3 separate regions of the Mus musculus genome follow, and all the other regions are linked to region 3. Evidence: chromatin loops called from intact Hi-C (ENCODE). Cell type or tissue: left cerebral cortex. All regions are shown on one strand. Region 1 holds the start of Dipk2a (divergent protein kinase domain 2A). Region 2 has its middle 5.2 kb from the start of Gm24200. Region 3 has its middle 10 kb from the start of Gm31847.

The links. A loop is a pair of places that touch in the nucleus more often than their neighbours do. Peaks named below come from ENCODE experiments on the same cell type or tissue, not always from the same donor. Only the 100,000 strongest peaks of a DNase experiment are listed, where the experiment ranks them.
Region 1: it touches region 3 in a loop (3-fold over the local background); 4 of 42 quality-filtered maps call a loop at or near these places.
Region 2: it touches region 3 in a loop (11-fold over the local background); 2 of 42 quality-filtered maps call a loop at or near these places.

Annotation. Positions count from the first base shown.
Region 1 is chr9:94,530,814-94,538,813 of GRCm38, reverse strand. Dipk2a (divergent protein kinase domain 2A) reads left to right here and starts at 733. Exons shown (of 3, transcript NM_001033145.2): 1 at 733-1,595. The coding sequence starts at 939. In left cerebral cortex, CTCF peaks have their summits at 323, 1,587 and 3,856 (motif pointing right); DNase peaks (open chromatin) are centred at 1,584, 3,279, 3,819, 4,951 and 4 more places; H3K4me3 peaks cover 5,432 bases; H3K27ac peaks cover 3,023 bases.
Region 2 is chr9:94,275,316-94,283,315 of GRCm38, reverse strand. No RefSeq gene overlaps it. Among named protein-coding and RNA genes, the nearest start is that of Gm24200, 5.2 kb to the left of the region's middle. In left cerebral cortex, no CTCF peak of the experiment used is centred here; a DNase peak (open chromatin) is centred at 4,269; H3K27ac peaks cover 351 bases.
Region 3 is chr9:94,196,586-94,204,585 of GRCm38, reverse strand. No RefSeq gene overlaps it. Among named protein-coding and RNA genes, the nearest start is that of Gm31847, 10 kb to the right of the region's middle. In left cerebral cortex, no CTCF peak of the experiment used is centred here; DNase peaks (open chromatin) are centred at 2,283, 2,898, 3,499 and 4,577; H3K27ac peaks cover 1,023 bases.

The DNA of each region.
Region 1 (8,000 bases), 330 kb before region 3:
CGCCAGCCCTGCAGCGGCATTCCGGTCCCTAACCGCTGGCCCACTGTCTGCCCGCAGGCCCTACGGCGGCACAAAGCGCGCGACCCAGAGGTCCCGCCAGTCAAAAGAACAAGCGCGCGCCACACCATATAAGGCCCGGAGCGGGCGGCCAGGCCCCGCCCCCAGGACCTGGCCCGGCCCCACTCCAGCCCCGCCCCCAGGCTTCGGCCCCACCTCCTCCCGCTCCCAGGATGGGCCTCTCTGCTCCCGCTTGCCTCCGCCCTCTCCCTTCCAATGACCTTCCCACAAAGGCCTCCGGGGCGCCTGTGTAGCCCGACAGTCACCCCAGAGTAGCCGTTACTGAAGGTCTCCGGTGGCGGAGCTGGCGAGCTCCGCCCTCCCGGGCGCGCCCTCCACCCACCCTCTCCACCGCCTCCCCGCGAGCTCGCGCTGACGCTTCCCGGGGGCGCGCTCGCCCCGCCCCCGGCCCCGCCCCTCGCTCTCGGGCGTGCCCGCGCGTGGGGGCCCCGCCGCATCCTCTCCTCCCCTCCTCGCACCGTAGCTTCTCGAGTGTGAGGCGTCCGGGACTCCTCACTCGCCCCCGCGCGCGCTGCTCGCCCGGGACCCAGCAAGGCGCAGCTCAAGCGTCCCGGGCGGGAGTGCGCGTGCGCGCGACCGCGGCTCCCGCGCTCCCTCCTCCCCCCCCCCCTCCCCGCGCCTCTATAACTTGGCGGGCAAGGAGGCGGCGCCCGCGGAGTCGGAGGGCGGGGAGCTCGGAGGAGGGCACCGGGAGTTGTGGAGACAGCCGATCGGGAAGTCGCCGCGCTCGGCCGGCGCAGCCCGTCCTCGGGTTCCTTCGCTGCCGCCCTCCGTCTGCGCCGCGGGCCTCGGCGCCGTGGGGCGGCCCGGCGGGGTGCGCTCGCCCGCCCCGGCCCCGGCCGCTGCCGCGCGCGGGCGGGATGTGGCGCCTGGTGCCCCTGAAGCTGGGCCGCCTGTCCCGTGCACTGAAGCTGGCGGCGCTCGGCAGCCTGTTGGTGCTGATGCTGCTGCACTCGCCGTCGCTGCTCGCCTCCTGGCAGCGCAACGAGCTCGCCGACCGGCGCTTCCTGCAGCTCAATAAGTGCCCGGCGTGCTTCGGCACGAGCTGGTGCCGCCGTTTCCTCAACGGCCAGGTGGGCTTCGAGACGTGGGGCCGCCTGCGCCTGCTGGACTTCCTCAACGTGAAGAACGTGTACTTCGCGCAGTACGGCGAGCCCCGCGAGGGCGGCCGCCGGCGCGTGGTGCTCAAGCGCCTGGGTTCGCAGCGCGAGCTGGCGCAGCTCGACCAGAGCATCTGCAAGCGGGCCACCGGCCGGCCGCGCTGCGACCTGCTCCAGGCCATGCCCCGCACCGAGTTCGCGCGTCTCAACGGCGACGTGCGGCTGCTCACGCCGGAGGCGGTGGAGGGTTGGTCGGACCTGGTGCACTGCCCCTCGCAGCGCCTGCTGGACCGCCTGGTGCGCCGCTACGCGGAGACCAAGGACTCGGGCAGTTTCCTGCTGCGTAACCTCAAGGACTCCGAGCGCATGCAGCTGCTGCTCACCCTGGCCTTCAACCCCGAGCCGCTGGTGCTACAGGTAGGCGCGGGCGCGGGGCTCTTCGACGCCAGAGGGAGTGCGTCCCCAACTCTCCCAAAATGCCTCTTCGCGAGTTTCCTTCCGCCCTCCCGCTCGTCCCAGTCTGGATGCCAGTGTCAGTGCGATAGCGAGCCCTTGTACCTCTTTCCGAGGACTTGGGCACCCTGGGCACACGTCCTTTGCTGTCCCGCCTGGCTAGCCTAACTTCCCCGAGTCTGTCTTTGTTTTATTTCTTAGATCATCTCCCTGTTAGTCAATCAGCTAGTTCTGGGACCAGGTGGGAAAGATGAGATCAGAGAGTGGGGTGGTGGTAAAGTGAAGGGAGCTAATTCGTGACTCGTGCTTTGCGTGGAATTAGAAGCTAGGAAATGGGGGAAAGAGTTAGATTTGGGCTGGGAAGGCTAAAGGCCAAGACGGACTTTTGCATCCTGATGCTGTGGCCTGCCCTAGTCATATGGTAATCCGGTTAAGGAAGGAATTAAAGTGTTTTTTTTTTTTTTTTTTAGGTTGGAGCTAGGATCTAAGGAAAAGGGTTTTGGCCTCTAGCCCAACTGACTTATTTGCTTTTTCTTGACTTCATTTCGAAAATAAACGTGCCTTTTAGGAGGATAGAATGGAATCGTTTTACTGGTGGCGGCAAGAAGAAAATAGATAAGAGAAAGGAATCCGGTTTATTTTTGGAGTAATTTGTTTCAAACACCCCCCCCCCCCCCGCTAAAGTGCTGTGCCCTTGGGCAGCGATTGTCCAGTAGGTGTGTGATCTCTCTTGGCTGCAAGAAAAGTTACCAGTTCTAAACGTCAAGTGCTAGGGAAAGTGAGTTTAAATTAACCACAAGTAATTGATTGTATAGTTCACGCCCTTTCTCCGCTAAGAATGTCACTAATGGCTAGAGGGTTTGGACCTTGTTTCTGTTGTTGATTAAAGTATGAATAGGAATGTACTCTATTGGTGGCTTTTTTTTTCTTTCAAGTTTTCTGCGTCTTAGTCAAGAGAAATCAGCCTTGATTAGTTCAGCCAAGCATCCTTAACACGAGTATTTGATCAGCTGAAGTTCTAATGTGAGCCTTAATAAAATTTCAAGTTGCTGTTAAGATATATGTGATAGGTTAATTTTAAAGTTCAGATGGTTTAATAAGTACTGTTTTATCTCTGATCAGTGTAAATTCAGTTAAGCTTACTTTGCAGGATTATTCTATTCATTAGTTTAGATTAGCGAGTCTCTAAGTATGACCCCCCCCACCCACTCCCACAAGCCCCCACCTCTCCAAGCTGTATTTATGTTAGCAGGTACTGACAGCACTTAGTAGTGTAATTGACTGTAGTCGATAGTCAAAAATCTCTGAGGTCCCAAAATTTAGCACTGAACTTAAGGTATATACAGTTTTTGCATTTTAAATACTGAGTGCCTATTGAGCGATTTTTATAGGGTTGATTCTAGGTATGGATGCATTAGGAACAACTAATATTAAGATTAAACATTGTGTTTTCTTCTTTAAAAACATAGGCATCTGAACTTGAGAAACTGGTAATTTCCACACCACAAAGCTGTCTCTTACCGGGAGTTTTTATGTCTTCACACTCCTGGCGTTTTCAGCCTGTTGTGCAGTTGAGATAGTCAAATGTGTTGTGACTTTACATTTTTCTCACTTTATTTGAAGCCTAATGCCTAAATTTTTCTGAGTGGATGATTGCGTAGAGTACAGGATAAATGTGAGAAAATGTCTACTAGATTGAGGCATTCATAAATTGCATCAGTAGTTTAGTCAGCCCAGCTCCCAGGGGTAGTCCTGATGCTTCATTATGCTACATACTTGTTAAAGACACACTTTGGAGTTTTTACTACCAGTGGAACAGTGCCTTTTTTTTTTTTTTTTTTTTCCTTAACCCGAGGAGGTGGAGCTTAACCTAAAATTCTCCTGAGTAGATGCTTCCCTTACAAAAACACTTGATCTTTGGTAGTGATTTTGAAAGTATGTGTGGTGTGATTGTGAATCAGTAAGTTAAAAGTATATCCAGATTTGTAATCAAGAATACTGTTTTTGTATGGTAAATCAGATCATCATGTATGTTACTTGTTAGCTATGCAAACTGTACATTTAGTGGTACAGTTTCTATAAAGCCTGCTGTCCTGGTACTAATAGAAAAGCCACTCACAGTTGCTTCTTTACTTTTTTGCTTCATATTGTTTTAAAGTGTTTTTAAGGAGCCAGTGCTTCACAACTTAAAGCTGAACTCACCTTTCACTTTTTTCCAGGAGAGGGAGCCACCTAATGAATTTTTGGATGCTGGATGATGACAAACTAGATTTATAAATTTTCTATTGTCTAAAATTTTAGGGGAAAAAAAAAACCCTGTGGATTTCCATTATCAAATTGTTCTTCACAAAAGTAACAGAGTAATGATGCTTTTAAGTAATTAATTACTTTTTAAAAATCCCCTTTTGTTTAAGGTACTAGTGAAACAGATGAAAATGTAGATCAGTTTAATTCATTAACTGTTAGATGTTAAGAAACAGTAAAACATGAAATATCTGTTATGGCCTGAACAGGGAAGTGGAAGGTGCTGTCTGTTACACATGCATACACACGTGTGTTAAACTGCAGTTGTGCTGTCAGTGTTGCAGTGTGAAACTGAGAGTGCAGCCCCTCCTGTTGTTTAATGGTCTTAACAGTTATGGAGCGTGTCTGTGTCTGGCTTCTAGGAAAAGTTGTTCTGCAGTGGACAAGACAGTTCTCAGAACCTTTATCATGTCAGAAACCTTTTTCCTTTACATTTTTACTCATCAAGAGGTGTATCCCTCATGCCTAGCCGGCCCTCATCCTGTGGAAGGAGGAGTACCCAGAGTGGGGTTTGTTGGTTTTTGTGTGTGTGATAACAATCTTAGGTCATTAAAAATGGAAGGTAGACATTGGAAGGTAACTTCTCTGCTGGTGTTTGTGCTTGCTACCTGTTCTTGAACAGGTCAGGATGGGGAGTGTCTGGAGATTCTGAAAGTCAGCCACTATCTGTGACTGACCAAGGAGCACTGGCAAGAAAACCCTTGGTTGTTTTAGGGGGAAGAGCCAAGAATATGTTTAGCTGTATTATATATTGGTTGAACTATATTTGCCTTCCATTTTCTGAATCATAGATTTAATAGGACTTAATTTTTATAGTATGCAATTATCATTGTTTGCTGTGGCTTTTAAGCTTTCCTTTTACTTGTAAAAGGCAAAATATTATATACAGGGCATTTGTGTGGGGTTTGCATGACCAGCAGAGAGTAAATGCTAGTGTAGGGATAGAGGGTGACTGTAATCACCTGGTATATTCCGGAAACACACAGAGTGTGGCTGCTGACAGGCTGAACTGAACCACAGCTCTGCTGATCTCATCCGCTCTGACAGCCACTGGAAGGTCGTAGAGAGCACAGAGTAGAGCTTTCTCTTAGCAGCAGCCTGAGTTCAGGACGGTGTACCTCTTGGTGCCTTGCTAAAAAGAACTTTTTGAACTAGACAAAGAGGATTATGACCATTGAGAGAAAGGTTGGGATAACATTTTTTTGTTGTTGTTTAATGAAATAACTATTTTCTCCTAAATAGGTCTATTGAATCAGTTCCTTTGATTCTGCCCTATTGGGGGGACTCTCAAATTCTTGATTTGAGAAATCTGTTTTTCCTTGTTGGTGTTTGTTTTCTAAGTTTAGCTTTAACTAATGGATTTAATTAATCTCTTCTAAAAGAGAACTAGACTGGGGTGCTAGGTCTCTGCTGGGGTGTGAATTTGAGGCCAGATCAAACAATCTTTCAAGCTTTTCTAATATCTAAATTTTACACATGTGTACTCAGATTTCAAAACAAAAGTCCTGTTAAGGAAGAGAAAAATAAGGGGCCAAGCGTCTTGTTTAGCATTAGTTTCAGAATGGATGTTTTCACCTTGGAAGTTTTAGGCAGTGGGCTGTGGCTCCTTCCTTTTTTCCCTCTGGCAGCTGATTTAATAACTGCATTCCTGTGTTTAGGCTCAAAACACACTAGAGGTTGTTGCTTTGGTTTTGTTTTTGTTTTGTTGTTTTTTTTTTTGTTTGTTTTGTTTGTTTTTTTTTTTTTTTTTTGGTGCTCAGCATTCGTCTTCCTGCTTCAGCCTCCAGTGCTAGGGCTGCAGCTGTGCATTCCATACCCTGCAGTGCCGAGGAGAGCACTTTGTAATCTTAAAATCATATGTTTTGTGTGTGTGTGTGTGTTTGCATTTGAGGTTTCATGGACATGTTTGACACTTGACTAAACCTCATAAAAATACAAATGGACATAACAAAAAACATTTTGTATATCTCAGGTCCAAAATTAAAGGGACATTTTATTTATTTATTTATTTATTTATTTATTTGGGAAAACCAGTGAAACAGACACCCTTAAGGAAGCATGCCTCCATATTTGTACTGCATGGGGTGGTGGGGGTAGTTAGTTATTCTGCCTTACAATTGGTCCTTACACTTGTTGCTGGAAATAGTGATCTTTTTGTCTTTGTTGCTGGTTATTCTGTTTCCTGTGGGCTGGGCTTTAGTGGCTAGTTAGTTATCCAGAAGATTGTAAGATTGGTTTTTGTTCAATTTTTTTTTTTTTTTTAAACCTTGTGGCTGCTCTGGCCTACTACTGTCATTGATTGCTACTGAGTTCCACAGATTTCTGACTTTGATTCCTGGACCTTCCATTCAACTATATAGAAAACTAATAATAGCCTTGAGGATGTAAAGACTTACATTTCTTATATGTGCAGTGAATGTTGAACCATTGTGAAGTGAGTCTAAGCCGGGGGTAATTATCCATCCTCATTATAAAGCTTGGAAAGTTTTGGTTTGGGCTGTGAACTGTTGATCTTTCTGCCTCACTTCTCAAGTCCCAGGGCTACAGGCATGTGCCACCAAGCCTAGCCTCTGGGAAGTTTTAAAAATTATATATTAAAATCATCCAATTCACAAGTTGCAAAGAAGAAGTTATCTATGAAATACTAAAGAGCTTATTATTAGACTTGCAGTCAAAATAAATGAATTTTGTTTGTTCATTTGGCAAATTGTCTTGTAAGGCATTTGAACTAAAATATTGGAGAGACTACCTTGGGCCACAGGAAACAGGACACGCATGCCTATACACACACACACACACACACACACACACACACACAGATCCACACAGCAGTTACACACGTTAGATGTCTCTTTTGAGGGTTGGGGAGAGCAAAGGGGATTGAGTACTGAAGGGGTGAGATTTTGCTGGGTGGAGGTATAAAGGTGGGGTCTTTCCTCAGATTGGGCCCATTTATATTCTGTAATAACATGAAGTTATTCAGTGACATGTAGGCAAATCACTCAAATGTTTCAGCACTCAGGTTCAATGAATGGAATGAGGATGTTAGTGCTTTAAAGATGAAAGGAGATGGAACACACTCAAGTATTATGTATAAAGCACCCGTGTTTATAAACAAGAAATCTTTACAAATATTCTTTGTAAGCTTTTTAGTTCTCAGATAGCTACAGTGGTTGCAAGACTCTTTGCCTTTAGTGTGTTATGCTGATATATATGTCAGAATACATAGGTTTTACCATGACAGATAGTCATTTTTATTGGATATTTTCTTTATTTACATTTCAAATGTTATCCCCTTTCCTGGTTTCCCCTCCAAAAAGCACCCTCCCCCTACTTCCTCCCCCCTCCCAATCCACCCACTCCTGCCCACTCCTGCTTCCTGGCCCTGGCATTCCCCCACAGGGAGGCATAGAGTCTTCATAGGACAAAGGGCCTCTCCTCCCATTGATGCCTGACAAGGCCATCCTCTGCTGCATATGCAGCTGGAGCCATGAGTCCCACCATGTGTGCTCTTTGGTTGGTGGTTTAGTCCCAGGGAGCTCTGGGGGGCTGGTGTGATAACTGGTTAGTTCATATTGTTGTTCTTCCTATGGGGCTGCAAACCCCTTCAGCTCCCTAGGTCTTTTCTCTAGCTCCTTCATTGGGGACCCTATGCTTAGTTCAGTGGATGGCTGTGAGCATCCACCTCTGTATTTGTCAGGCACTGGCAGAGCCTCTCAGGAGACAGCTATATCAGGCTCCTGTCAGCAAGCACTTGTTGGCATCCACAACAGTGTCTGGGTTTGGTGATTGTAAATGGGATGGAACCCTAGGTGAGTCAGTCTCTAGATGGTCATTCCCTCAGTCTCTACTCCACACTTTGCATGACAGATATTCATATGCCACCTCCTTTACACACACACACACACACACACACACACAGAGACACATGTACACACACATGCACACATCCTACATATCTACATAGCTGTTACTTCAGGTTTTAGTTTACTGGGGGTAATCATTTAAAGGGGGTTAGACATTTGTCCCATATGAAGTAAATGAAGTAGAATAAGTACTATAAAT
Region 2 (8,000 bases), 79 kb before region 3:
GTCAAAACCTGACACCAATTGAAGGCTAAGATTTCAAATTGTCAGAGCCCTTGGAGGACATGCTCATGCTTATCATCAGAGTAACTAACGCAAAATTACATAGGACAAGGCACATCAAGACCTACGCTTTTGTATTTAAGAAAGAGAATATTGAGCATTAACTTTAAAAATGAGACCAAATAAAATCAAATAATATGTTGAGTAATTCCTTCAAATTTCAATGACTTAATCTGATCTTTCTAAATACAGTGTATTATAAACAAATACGTATACCAAAGTTGTACTTTCCTTGCCTGTTTTGGTGATACTGAATTATTTTCACAAGCACCAAAAAGTATCCTAACGTATGGCCTATTGAGTGTGAAATTGGACACAAAACCGTCACATGATTACAGAGGTCTTGAAAGTCCTTGTTCGTCCAAGTTCTGTCAATCAATTACTGTTCAAAACTGCTACACATTAAAGTCCTTTCAATGCAAATTTAAATACCACTTAACCTATTACAAATTATAACCGTACTTTGTATTATTGGGAATTCAGGAAAATAACTTTAGTTTTCATAGTTATCTTAAAGAGGCTTCTTTCTTTCTTTCTCTTCCTTCCTTCCTTCCTTCCTTCCTTCCTTCCTTCCTTCCTTCCTTCCTTCCTTCCTTCCTCCCCCCCCCTCTCTTTCTTTCTTTTCATTATGGTCATGAGGAAGGGCAAACTAGTGCATGTTGCTAAAATATCTACCTGAAATCTACTGAAAAACCTTCTAAATAATTATTTCGGTTAGTAAACAAAGAAATGGGTTTTGTTGCATCACTTTCTTTGTCCTTTAACTCCCACTGTTCTCCCCATCCTCAGCCGTTGCTGGTCCTTTTCCTTCCCCTAAGACACCCCCAATTCTGCTTTCATGCTCTATATATTCTATGATCCTCTCTTGTTCTCCCTGCTCCTTGCTTTAGCACTATCACTTCCTCACAAAGATCTCTTTGTTTATAGTCTAGACTCCACATATGATAGGAAACCTGATATTTCCCTTTTCATAGTCTAATTCATTTCATTTAATATAATGATCATCATTTCCATCCATTTTCTTATAAATGTCATATCTTTATTCTTCTTTACAGCGACATTAAATTCTACTATGGATTTTCTTTTATTGACTCATACTTTGATGGCCATCTAGGCTAATTCCAATTCCATGCCTTGCATAGTGTGAATAGTATGGTAATAGCTATTTGGATGTGCAAGGATCTTGGTGGTGTGCTAGCTTATTCTTTGGGTCTGTAGAAGTATTATTATTTTTATTAGATATTTTATTTACTTACATTTTAAATGTTATCCCTTTTCCCAGTTTCCCTCTGAAAATCCCCTATCTCCTCCCCCATTCACTTGCTCCCCAACCCTGGGGCATAGAGCCTTCACAGGACCAAGGTCCTCTCCTCCCATTGATGACCGACTAGGCCATCCTCTGCTACATATGCAGCTGGAGCCATGAGTCCCACCATGTGTACTCTTTGGTTGGTGGTTGAGTCCCTGGGAGCTCTTGGGGGTTCTGGTTAGTTCATATTGTTGTTCCTCCTATGGGGCTACAAACCCCTTCAGCTCCTTTGGTCCTTTCTCCTCCACTGGGGACCCTGGGCTCAGTTCAATGGATGACTGTGAGCTTTCATCTATGTATTTGTCAGGCACTGGCAAAGCCTCTCAGGAGACAGCTATATCAGGCTCCTATCAGCAAGCACTTGTTGGCATTCACAATAGTGTCTGGGTTTGGTGATTGTAAATGGGATGGATCCCCAGCTGAGTCAATCTCTGGAAGGTCATTTCTTCAGTCTCTACTCCACACTTTGTCTCTGTAACTCCTTCTATGGGTGTTTTGTTCCCCCCTTCTAAGATGGATTGAATTAGTACTTGCTGACAGGAGCCTGATATAGGTCTCTTCTTATTTGTTCTTTTGGTGATGATAGCTATTCTGACTAGGCTCAGACAGAATCCAAAATCAGTTTGTATTTCCATAATGTTGTTCAATTATTTTCCAAATATTTATTATCCATATCTATTTCTTTTTGGGAGTACTATCTACTTAATTAAATAGCACATACATTGATAATGGACAATTTGCTTTTACCGTGTCTTGCATCTAGAGTTCTTCCTGAAGGCAGTATAGTTGGCAAAGCTTTTCTCTACTCTGTCGGCTGCCTGTTCTCTTTGCTGATCCTTTTATTTGTTTTGCAGAAACTTCACTTTCAGGCAATCTCAACTTTCAGTTATCGAGGTTGTCTCTTTAATACTAACTCTTCAAAGTAAATGTTTCCTTCTTTCATTTTCTTTTCATTTTCTTTTTTTAAACCATCTGTTTTTCCAACTTTTATATCTCTTTCATGGGAAGAAGAAATGCCAAGGGACAAAGCGCTCAAGGACTAAAGTGTTTACATCTCAGATTGACCAAATTTCAGCTTCAATTTTTTTAGCAAAGAAATTGTTTCCAAATTTATTTCCTTTTTTTTTTTTTTTTTTTTTTTGGATTTTTTCGAGACAGGGTTTCTCTGTATATATAGCCCTGGCTGTCCTGGAACTCACTTTGTAGACCAGGCTGGCCTCGAGCTCAGAAATTCTCCTGCCTCTGCCTCCTGAGTGCTGGGATTAAAGGCATGTGCTACCACACCTGGCTTAATTTATTTGCTTTTAAGAAACCAAGTTTAGTGTAAACTTGAGAGTGGGAGGCAGGACACGCATGTGGGCAGAAGTGATGTATTCCCTCTTTGTCATTAATTTTCATCCCTAACATTGACTTTGTGTTAGACTGAGACAAACACTGCTCTCCACACTAAACACCTTTAAATATTGCCCAATGAGCAGACTCTCTCAAAAATGTTATCTACTCAAATAAGAAAAATCTCTAAATCTGCCCCATTTTGGCTAAGCATAATTTTTTTCTTTTCTTCTCTCCCTGCTTAATTCTTGACATAGATACAGACAAAAAAAGAAAAAGACAAAAAAGAAAAAAGAAAGAAAGAATTAATGAATGGGAGGAACACTTTTAAAAGTTATTTTGACTGGAATCATTATTTCCCAGACTTGATGATTAAATGGTGATTAAAGTGTCATAATGCTTAGCTTTGAATTGCAGAATGAAACTCACATATCTCAATGTAATATTCTTCTTTTTAAATATCCTGCCTTCCCATATCAAACCAGAAAACCCACCATGCTATTTCAGATTTAGTAATACAGTCAACATATCACTCTACAACTTCAAAAATATTCACAGAAAACAACATTAATTTCTTCTTTGTTGAGTGGTTGAATCTTTATGGGTACTTTACTTCAACTGTGACACATAGATGTAATTCTCAAATTACTTAGATTATAGGAGGAGTGTGACAATTTTTTTATAATGATTGGCCACATCAGAATCTTATGCTGGTGTATTGTGTATTTATGAAGAATTGTGAACTTTTGGGCAACATCCCATAACCCAGAGGTTACTCTGCAACATCCAATAGTGTTAGAGCTCAGAGCAGGTGAGCACCCTGGACCTGCAGCAAGTAAATAATTCAATAGGAAATGTAACCCTTATGAGGGCTTATTTCTAAGCAATAGTGTCTCTGAGCTGCAAAGCAGTCAGTCATTTTGGTCTTGGGAAATAATTTGTTTTCCCAATGATATGGGTGCTGATCACTGAAGACACATATACTGTTAACATACAGTAGAAGTTCAGCCTTTGACATGGCCCCAAACTTTTCATTGTCTTGGAGCTGGAATACTGTTGGCTTAAGAAGCCTAACCATTGTTTCCAAGTAGAGAATATACAACTTTATCATACACTTTTCTGGCCCTTGGAAATGAAATGTCTAAAATGAGTTCCTTTTTTTGCTGACAATTTTGTTCTGTTTACTGGTAGACTCCTAAAGGAGTCAGGAAGTGTTCCTCCCTGTGCTAAGGAGCTTGGAAAGCCCAGAGGGGATAATGGCACAGTCAAAATAAAAATGTACAAAAATGCTTTACAAAGATAACCCAAAAATAGTCAAGCTGCTGGTTAGCTTGGAGGTCTGGGGCATCTTGCTCTTACTTTTCTCTTACTCTTTTGTAACAACAAGGCAAACAGACTGAGGCATCTCTTGTTTTCTGGAAGGAAAAATATTAGAACCTTGTTAATTATGCTAGAGTGAACATGGCAGCAAAAGGAAAAATATGATTTTAAGTATAATGGTGCATGCTGGAAACACAGATTGGCAAGCATATGGGGTTCTGGCATCTGGACAGAAGCCTTCTCAACCATCTGCTTCTCAGAGGTTATTCTGGCAACTTGCACAGCCATTCCAGTGAATCACAGGTCTGTGCTAAGGCTTTTCAACAAGCAGCTAAAGAGGGCAGAGGTACCTACACAGAGCCTCTGCACACAGGTCCATTTCACATTGTTCTGGAGAGTGAGCTGTCCTGAGATGCAGTATTTCATCAGGATTTCATCACGACGGAGGCAGGCATTTCTTCATGCTAATAGTTCCCTATATTATGCAGCAAGAGATGGTCATTTTCTCCTTAAGAGGTATCCTCCGCTTCTGCTTCTCTGAAATGTGTATAATTGAGTAACTTTGTGTTTTGCTATGTGTCCTTAAGTGCAGACCCAAATGGCAACTCGGCTCTCCTTTTCTTCTCATTCTATCCAGTGCTGTCAGGAATTGTAGACATTTCTTATATGGTTTTCAGGACTCAGAAAGATGCCTCATGGCCTACTTTTAAAGTTAAAACACTTTTCTTACTTTTGATGTATGTTTACAGAATATTCCTGTTTCAGTTTTTTTGTTAAAAAGTCCAAATCTATATCTAAATGTCATATAAATTGATTAAATCTTTCGCTCCATTTCCTTCAGACATTTGTGTTGAAGCCCTACAGCTTAATTCATGTAATGGTTTTGGTTTATGGGGTATGTGAGCTGTGGGTAGTAGTCACAGTTCAATATGGTCTTGAAGGTGATGCTCTCTAGATGGCTCTAGATCTTTATGAGAGTTTGGAAGAGACAAGAGCTCATTCTTGACACTATGTGAAGAAGTTGAAGTGAAGAAGTTGAAGAGGCAGCTATTTCTATGTCACCAAGAGTGTTTTTCTTTCTTTTTTTTTTTAACCAGAACCTAGCCTAAGAAGATTGGCTCCTTGCTCCTGCACTTCCAGCCTCTAGAACTTGAGAAGTAAATGACTGTTGGCTTCAGCCATTTAGTGTATAGGTCTTTGATAGACAACCTGAGCTAAGTTGACGAAGTAGACATGTTTCCTTTTTAGGATATCTATGGAGTTTTTAAAAAAGTATATGCATCCTTTTCATATATAACATATAAAACTTTTTCAGATAATATTACTGTCCACTAGCCAATAAGCAATCAGAAATAGTCAGAATAGATTTGAATATATATTAATAAGTACAGAGCTACACATAAGGTTACTTAGGTCATTCATTTTTGTAACATATTTACCCAGTAAAACATTCTTCAAGACTGAATGGTATTTTTGAAATAGCCTTTGTTACATATTGCTCTTATTAATAATATGGTAATAATCCATTAGGCTTGGAAGCTATTTCCAGGTGCTGATTTTAAGGGAAACTGGACATAACTATCTGCTTGCTTACAGTAGCTGTTCCTCTTGTTTCTTCACACAGTTCCTAGGTGCTTTCATGGTCTAAAACTTCCAGACTGCTGGGGTGACCATGGTCATTTGGACATGAGTGAAATCTTTGGAAGTGTCTGAAAGAAACAGTAGAAAACGTCCAGAAGCTCTTTTTTTGTGTCTCAGTATTTCAGAGGATTTTGAGAGATTTGAATGTATCACCTTCTCTCTCCCCTTTTCTGTGTATTTTGAGATTATGAGTTTGCGGAATTTGATTTTGCTTTCTGTTTGTTTGCTTGCTTAGCTTTAGTCCACATTGTACTCTGCCAGGAATATTCCACCTTCAGATAATCACCCTCCCAGGACTCATGAGAAGCTCTTTATTTGTGTTTTGAAAATTATTCAAGAGCAATTATTTCATCACGGCTCCAAATGCTGTTTGAACATTCCTAACCTCCGCTCACCCCACCAGCTTCATCCAGATGGCTATGGCATCCAATCTTACTGTTGGACACAATTTTCTTTCTTCCTCTTCAGACTCCACAGAATTCCTCTGCACTTGGCACTTTAATTTTGCACAAATTCTGTTGAATAACCCAATGAATTTGTTATACCCCATCTAGCTGATGTACTGTGCTTAGGTAGTTCACTTTAACTTTTACTTAAGTATTTCAGATGGGGATTATCAGAACTTACAGAGCGTTAGTTTTCAGAGTATACAAGAATTCAACACAAAGGATAAAAAAGACCCACTTTTAAAAATGACCAAAGACCTGAAAAGACGGAGGAGGAAGAGGAGAAAGAGGAGGAGGAAGAGGAGAAAGAAGAGAGAATGAGTTTCACATCTGTATCTCCATCTCTATCTCTCTTCCTATCTCTCTATCTCTATCTATCTATCTATCTATCTATCTATCTATCTATCTATCTATCTATCTATCTATCTTACTATCTATCCATCTTACTATCTATCTATCAATCAATCATCTATCTATCTATCTATCTATCTATCTATCTATCTATCTATCTATCCATCTACCTATCTATCTATTTAGCATCCCTAGCAATTAGAGGAAATGCAAATCAAAACAACTTTGAGATTTTATCTCACCCCACTTAGGATGGCAAAGATCAGTTGACCAACCAACAACAAATGCTGGTGGGGATGTGGGAAAAAGGTAACTCTTATTCACTGTTAGTGGGATTGCAAACTGTTACAGCCACAATGGAAATCAGTGTAGAGAATTATCAAAAAAAAAACCCTAAAATAAATCTACCATATTGTTGGGCATTGCCGTATGTACAGACAGTCTGGTCTCCAATTGAGCTGAGGTCTGAACCCCAGAGTGGTGATAATTCACCTACATGGCATGGTAGGCGTTCCCTCATGTCTCCTGGACTCAAGGCTCCTGTCGAAGTTACCACCCCCACACCCCCCACAGAAGATGTGTGACTAGTAGTCATGTAGACAATGTCCCAAGCTTCTGACCTTCAGGCTAAACTCCTCCCAGTTACCTAGCAACAGTAAAGATAACAGCCCACCATAAGAGGTGCTGCTTGGCTCGAGCTTGCTCCCTTGTTCTCCTCTCCTTGTCCTCTCCTCTCCTCTCCTCTCCACATCCTCTCCTCTCACTCTCTCTCCCTCTTGCTCTAGCCTTTCTTCTCTCTTTCCTTTCCCCCTTCTCTCTGCTTGGCCATGGCTGATCTCTCTCTTTTTACCTTCTCTCTTTCTCCCTGCCTTTCTACAATAAAGCTCTAAAACCATAGACTGTCTCTGTACATCAAGGCCTGCTGTGCTTGGATGATGGGATAGGCTTTCTCCTAATGAGTCATTTCTCCCAATGGAAGGCCTTCCTGTGCTCCAGTCAAGGCCCAGACTAAGGACTCTCTCCTGTGTGAGAACCTCTCTTTCTGCCGTCTCTTCTGAAACTCCGGGGCCTAGGGTTACACCCCGGGGGCCCTGGTTTTGGGGGCTGCTCCTTATTCACCCCTGTTGAGTGGGGTTAGTGGCTTAGATGCCCACCTGGGGCTGAGTGGAAAGCATCTGGCAGCCCTCCCATGTCTGCCTTCCCAGAGCATAAGAGGAACTTTGGTGGGATGTGGGCTCCTCCCTTCTCCCTCTTTCCCCAATACCCCCATTAGTTCCCACACCATATGACCCAGCCATATCAGTACTTGACATACATCCAAAGGGATGAGCATTCTACTCTTAGATATTTGTTCAGACATATTCATTGCTGCTCTACTCACAATATCTATGAAATGGAAATAGCTTAAATGTCCTAAAAGTGAAAAATGAACATAGGTGGTGCATAAACAGCATGAAATACTAATTCAGCAGTAAAGAAAGATGAAACCCTGAACTTTGCAGGTAAATGGATAAAACTGAAAAAGATCACAGTGAGTGATCTAG
Region 3 (8,000 bases):
TTAATCTCTATTACACACTGAGAAGGTGGTATGCACCCATTTTCTACTATGAACAACCAATAAACAGTTTCAAATCAAAGACTATCACTTTCATAGAGAACTGCCATGAGGAGCATGGAGAAAGCCTTTATCTACTGAGCTGTCCTTTCCTGCAGAAGGTGCACCCAAGCAATGGCAGCTAATCTCAGGATGGCCTTGGCTCAATGTCCTCAGCCCACGGGTCCCCTGAGTAGTGCATTGGCACTTCCCAAAATCCCAACACCTGATGACAGCTTAGGGTAAATGAAGTCTAAAGTCCTGCATTTCATCTGCCTGGTGGAGTTCCCACACCCCTGCAGCTAGACTGAATGCAGAGTCAAGAGCTTCCCAGAATGTGGAACCACACCTGATAGTGTGACAGAGAATATTTGTTTTCTGTAAACATTTTAAATATTTATTTATGGTGTGCGTGTGTGTGTGTGTGTGTGTGTGTGTGTGTGTGTGTACCACACATATGTATCATGTGGTAGTCAGAGGTTACCCCCTTTAAATAAAAAGAGGTGCAATCTAAAATATTTATAAAATTAATATAACAAATTCATAAACTAGTAACACAGTCAAGTTCTTGTTTGTTTTTATTTATACATAATTACATGTGCTATGTTCATTGTTCATATCAATACTTAGAAAACTGCATGGCCCAAGAGAATCATGGTTCCATTATACTGTTACTAGGTGACAGTATTTTTTTTCATCTCCATTATAATCTTTTGAAACCCTGTCACATATAAAGTTTGTTAATTCCTGAGTGGTTGTTCTGATGCACATGCCTATGGTGAGGTACATAGTTCTGCTACTTCATGGATATTTGTAAAACTGATCTTGATATTATCTCAGTTTTCTAAAGATAGGCATCTGGGGGAGAGAAACCTTAATTTACTCAACAAAGTAAATTTGCAATAGATAGGAGTTTGTGTATTCAAAGTCATACATACATATATACATACATACATACATACATACATACATACATAATACATACATTGTGCTTGCTTTAAACAGCTAGCAGAATATTTAAAACAAGGCCTTGGGGATACTCAAAGCATTCAAAGCCTTTTCTGTGGAAAATCTGCATTAGATTGTCTTTCTCTCATCAACCAAAGCACATTTTAGAGAAAGGAGAGCATCATCCTGAGTGAGGTAACCCAATCACAAAAGAACTCACACAATATGTACTCACTGATAAGTGGATATTAGCCCATATACTTAGTATACCTGAGATATAAGATACAATTTGTGAAACACATGAAGCTCGGGAAGAACGAAGACCAAGGTGTGGGTACTTTGCCCCTTCTTGGAATTGGGAACAAGGCACCCATGGAAGGAGCGACAGAGACACAGTTTGGAGCTGAGAAGAAAGGATGGACCATCTAGAGGCTGCCATACCCGGGGATCCATCCCATGATCAGCCTCCAAACGCTGACTCCATTGCATACACTAGCAAGATTTTGCTGAAAGGACCATGATATAGCTGTCTCTTGTGAGGCTATGCAGGGACCTAGCAAACACAGAAGTGAATGCTCACAGTCAGCTATTGGATGGATCACAGGGCCCCCAATGGAGGAGCTGGATGAAGTACCCAGGGAGCTGGGGGGATCTGCAATCCTATAGGTGGAACAACAATATGAATTAACCAGTATCCCCCACCCCCTCAGAGCTCCTGTCTCTAGCTGCATATGTATCAGAAGATGGCCTAGTCGGCCATCAGTGGAAAGAGAGGCCCATTGGACACGCAAACTGTATATGCCCCAGTACAGGGGAATGCCAGGGTCAAGAGGGGGGAGTGGGTGGGTGGGGGAGTGGGTGAGGGAGGGTGTGGGGGACTTTTGGGATAGCATTGGAAATGTAAATGAAATAAATACCCAATAATAAAAAATAAGTAAAAAATACCTGGAAGACATTTCAAAGCTAATATATCACAACTTTCCATGTGCACCCCTATCCTCTTTCAAACTACAGATGCTGTGTTCTAGAACACGTACAGTGAACAAGGGCTTGGAATAGGATCTAGGAGCTGCACAGACCTCAGCAGCCCTGACATTTGATGATTCTACTTACTACCAAATAAACGACCTCTGTTTCTTGCTATGGTTCTGCGGTTCCTATTCAGGTAGGGGTCGGTAAGTTTACATGGAAAGTGAGTGAACTCCTTTCCACTCCAGCATCGTTGCTAGACAGATGGCTTTCTTCTGCTCAGTCTTTCATTGCCAGCTTTTCCTTCACCAGCCTTTTGATATCTTTTCCTTTGCACATCATCAAATGTGCCTCAGCCCCAACACTGGCTGCTTGGTTCCTTCTATAGAAGCATCTCACCTGTCAACCATCTGCTCCTGTCTACTCTAGAGAAAATCAGGGCTCCTGCATTCATTTGGGCTTGGTCTTGACCTAGAAGCCAATGTGCCATCTGTAAACAAATGGTTTGGTAGAGATATCTTTTTCCCACCTCAACAATGAAACCTATACCCTCCCCTCCCCTCATCTCTCCTCCCCTTCCCTTCTCTTTCCTCCCCTCCATACACATCCACTTACCAACCAGGACTGTCTTGTATGTAAGAGAAATTCATGTACTGCAATTATACTCAGAGAGACCATATACTAACATTAGTTCTGACAATGTAGTCTGTGTTTGTCTCACACTCATGACCTGCCTGCCCCAGCCTCCCAAATACTACAATTACAGGTATGAAATCTCACACTTGCTCTTTTACAGAAGTATTTTCATCAATATTTTCTGCTTTCTTTGGCTCTTCTTGGCTCTAAATTTCATGTGTCCCCGTGGCATATACTCAGCAACTTTTCATCGTGGGCCACTTCATTCTGTCACCTGCACTTGCATGTGTTGAAGCTGCAAGGAAAAGTTTATAGACTGCATTTTTAACCATCAGAAAAGTCACATGAGAAAGAACAGGTTTTATAATATCAGAACACAGCAGTGTTCCGTGCCAGTTTTAGACACCTCGAGTCAGAGCATTTTGTGAAGTGTTAAGGAATGCACAGCAAATTTAACATAATTTGAAATTTTTGGTATAAGGAATGTTGATTTCTTAAGTAGCACATTAAGAAGGGTTTCAGTACATGAGAAGGAAGGCTTACTGATGCGGGCAGTACGTTTAGAATGCTCATATTGAACTAAATAAACCAATGAGCAGTCTGTTAAGGTGAGTCCAAGGAAGGCTTCACATCACTGAGAGAGATTCAACCCAAGGGTTAACAAGTAGAAGATGAGCTGGGCAAGAGGTGTGGCGTAATTGGCCAACATTCCTGCAGTGGAGTGGTTTTTACATCCTAAGAACCTCATGTCCATTTGTTTACTTTGTTCATGGGATTTTCTAATGTGATACTTTTGCAGTAGTTGGGGCTTTGACAAAACTTCTATCTCTATACAGTTTTGCTCTGGGTACCTGTTACCAGCTGAGCTCCAGCAAATGGGACACTGAGCGATGTGAGTCAGATCTGGCAGGGGCTGGCAGTGAGACAGAAGGTTTGCTGAGAATCTCTCATCCTTGGTTTCTTTGAAAAACTTTTGAGTTTTGAAGTTCTGTTTTATGTGCATGAGAGTTTTTACCTCCATGCATGTCTGTGCATCACTTGTATGATTGGTGCTCTTGGAAACCATATCTTCTGGAACTAGGGTGAGATATACATACATACATACATACATACATACATACATACGTGTGTGTGTGTGTGTGTGTGTGTGTGTGTGTGCTGAGAGTTGAACTCAAGTCTTTTAACTGATATGCCATCTCTCCATCCCTATTCTGATCTTATTATATATGTCCTTGGTCTTCAAATGCCTATTAAAGGGTAGAAGGTAAAAGTTTCTACTCTACTCATTGAGGGTTCGGGAATTGAATATATGAAATAAACTAACAGATTAACAGGGACAATAGAACATACAGGTTTATGATGAGTTTGACACACAAATGTGAACCACTGCCCCCAAGCCCAATAAAACATCAAAGCTTAACATCTGTAGGTAGAGGTGTCAGTGATGCAGGCAAACTAAGTGAAAATAAACATTAGGAAAGATAAATGGGTTGCCAAGATGCTCAGAATAGGTAAGAGTCTGTATGGATCATGTTATGGTTATTATCAACCTCTATATTTTTCTCTTGTGTGTCACCTTCTCTCTGTTTCCCAAGGAAGAATTGATGACAATTGACTGAAAGAAATTGGGTCTTGGTGGCAAAACATAAGAGAGTTGGGGGAAGGACTACATGGCAAATAGAGGGCTTTTTCATGCAGCCAAAAAGACTTTCATGTTATAACTGACCATTGTTATCAGTACTCTTCCTGATATAAACACTTCATTAATGTAGCTTTACTTCATAGACAAGGACTTCTTTTACCAAAGGACATCTTTTCTGAGTCATTCCTTTGTCAGCAGTTTCTTAGAATAGCCAGCTCAATATATGCCAAGGAATTATATTTTGGGGATGTCATATTCTGGTCTGCTTCTGCCATATTTTGAAGTGGGATGTTCTGAGTCCCAGCACTGTCCTGTGAAGTTCTCACATCATGTTGAAAATAGTGAGGACTAAAATTAACCTTTGCTTTTAATATAAATTTGTCGAAACCAGGTTTGTTATTTATTTAAATGGGCCTATCCCAGTCCCCGAAGCTGTGTGCTTTCTTCCTGTTTCCATCTTCTCAGTTCAAATGGGAAGTATAAAGACATTAACTTGTGATGAACAGTAAGAAGAAGGATAAGGAAGCTGCTCTGACTGGGGAGTTCTACAGTGTTCATTAACAGCATTACCTAAGGTTTTCTAAAGACACTGACTAATGTAGTTAGGTCCATGCTGAGTTGTCCCTACACCCACTGCTGGAATCTCTGAGTCATAATGTGGAATAGATGATAGCTTCCATTTTCACCTCATTTCCAGGTAACCTAGTATCCCTCATCTGAAGGTTTTATTTGAGAACAATTGCCCTAAATCAAGCAAAGTGCTGAATGAATTGAAACTCCCCATATGATCACCTGATTTTCTATTCTACACATCTTACTTTCTTCTCTCCTCTTAATTCCAAACAAACTGTGGAACCCTTTTGCATGCATACAGGATTTAATCAGAAAATGATGCTTTGCTGTCACCACCACAAGAAGTATCTTCATGGATTCTCTGCTGCCCTCAACAAGCATTCCTACATATTGCTCTCATTATAGTTGGGCTTTCAGTTCACATACACAGACCACTACCACCACCACCATCACCACTACTTCCCCCTAATGCTTCATGAGTCTAAATGATTCCTTTGAGGATATCTGTTCTTGTCTTTCAGAGAAACTTCCATATTCTCAAAGTATAATATCTTCACTGCTTTGCTTAACAAAGAATCTTAGACACTTAGATATTTTCTCACAGTCTATGAGTTAGTAATTGGCAGTGCTAATATCTGTATTCAGATCCATCTCATTTCAAAGTCTAGCATGTTCCCATTTCTCCCCTGTGAAGGTCATCAGGTCACGTTAAGAAATAGAAATAGAAAAAGAATAATTTTGATGATGAAAGTTAGCTGTAGGCCATACTCAGTGATCTGATGACTAATGATATTAAAAAATAACTAGCAATAACATTCACTGTATACTGACTCTACCGATGGCTAAGTTTTGGACATGAGAGAAGTATGGCATAGCTAACACTATTATTCCCATATCATTGATACAAAAAATGAAGCTGAGATTAAAGACATTTCCTGAGACTCAATGCTTATTCATTGTAACATAGGCCAAAATCAACTTTTACAAAGTGCCTTACGTTGAGTAATTTATAAATGTCATAAAGTATTTTCTTACACTTTGTGGGAGTAAGAAGATTTCATGTTTGTTTAAAGTTTCCTTTCTGATTCATTACACTGTGATGTTTTGTTCTCACATGGTAGAAGAAGAGGTAACAGGAGGGGGTGGGGACCTTTGGCTTTATTATAAGGTTACTAGTCCTACAACAAAGGTTCATACCTCATAGCCCCAACTTCCAAAGACATATCTACTTGATCCCATCTTTCTGCACTTTCATGTACAACATAAAATATTTAGAGGAACTCAGGCATTCAGTGCACAGTGAATGCTATGCACAATGTTAGAGTAACAGGAATACTGGTTTGAGTATGTGAAGTGTGTAGGTGTGGCTCTATTATTCAACATCAAATGCCTTAGTATTCTAATGACTTCTTAATTCCAAATTTCAGAAACCTCTAGGAGGACTCATTCCATGGTATGTAAAATATGCTACTTTAATGGCAAGTGAGACTTTTCAGATTCCAGATCCATGTTCTCTAATGACATGGACTAAAGGTAGTTTGGTGAATTTTTCTATAGTTTCACATTATGTCTTTCATTTGTAAGAAATTCTTTATAGTGTTTTACAAATAGTATGATATGCAAGTGGTTAAAAATTCTTCTTTTGTCACTATTGCTCTGTAGTATAGCTTTTTCAGGATGGCAATTTCATTTCAGGAAGATCTTTCATTGTTGCTGTCTTAGATTTTTTCTTTTTTCCATATGAAGTTAAGAATTGCTCTTTCCATGTCTGTGTAGAATTGTGTTGGAATTTGAATGGGGATTGCATTGAATCTATAGATTGCTTTTGGTAAGATGGTCATCTTCATTATGTTAATCCTACCAATCCATGAGCCTGGGAGATTTTTCCACCTTCTTTGATTTCTTTCTTCAGGGACTTGAAGTTCTTGTCATAGAGATTTTTTATTTGCTTGGTAAGAGTTACATCAAGATATTTTATACATTTGCGGCTATTGTGAAGGGTGTTGTTTCCCTAGTTTCTTTCTCAGCCTGTTTATAATTTGTATAAAGGAAAGCTATAAATTTGTTTTAATTAGTTTTATATTCAGCCACATTGCTGAAGTTGTTTTTCAGGCATAAGAACTTTCTGGTGGAATTTTGGGGGTCTCTATGTATACTATCATATCATTTGCAAATTGTGATACTTTGACTTCTTTCTTTCCAATTTGTATCCACTTGATTTCCGTTTTTTGTCTAATTGCTCTGGTTAGAATGTCAGGTACTATATTGAATAAATAGGGAGAGATTGAGTGGTCTTATCTTGTTCCTAATTTTATTGGGATTACTTCTATTTTCTCTACATTTAATTTGATGTTGGCTGTTAGTTTGCTATATATTGTTTTGTTATGTTTAGGTATGTGCCATGAATTCCTGATCTTCACAAGATATTTAACATGAAGAGGTGTTGTATTGTTTTGAAAGCTTTTTCAGCATCTGATGAGATGGTCATGAGACTTTTTCCCCCTTGAGTTTGTTTATATAGTGTATTACATTGATTAGTTTTCATATATTGAACCATTCCTACATTCTTGGGATAAAGCCTACTTGATCATGGTGAATGATCATTTGATGTGTTCTTGGAAACACTCCTCCATTGCTTGTGGGATGGCAAACTGGTACAAACACTCTGGAAATCAATCTGGTGTTCCTCAGAAAATTGAAAATAGTTCTACCCGAAGAACCATTCGTGGGCATATACTCAAAAGATGCCCTATCATACCACAAGTACATGCATTCCACTATGTCCATAGCAGCTTTATTTGTAATAGTCAGAAGCTGGAAACAACCCCATTCTCCCTCAACCAAAGAAGGGATAGAGAAAATGTTCATTTATACAATGGAATACTGTTCAGCTAATAAATTTGAGTACGTCATGAATCTTGCAGGCAAATGGATAGAACTAGAAAATATCCCTAATGAGATCATCCAGACTGAAAAATACATGCAGTGAGTATGTACTCATTGTTAGTAGATATTAGTGCAAAAGTACAGAATACCTCGGATACAACCCACAGACCATAAGTTTAACAAGCAGGAAGGCTCAAGTAAAGATGCTTCAATCCCACTTAGAAGGGGGAAAGAAAACAATCATGGGAGGCAGAGTGAGGGAGGGACCTAGGTGAGAGAGCAGAGGAGAGGAGGAAAAGGTGGGCAGGAG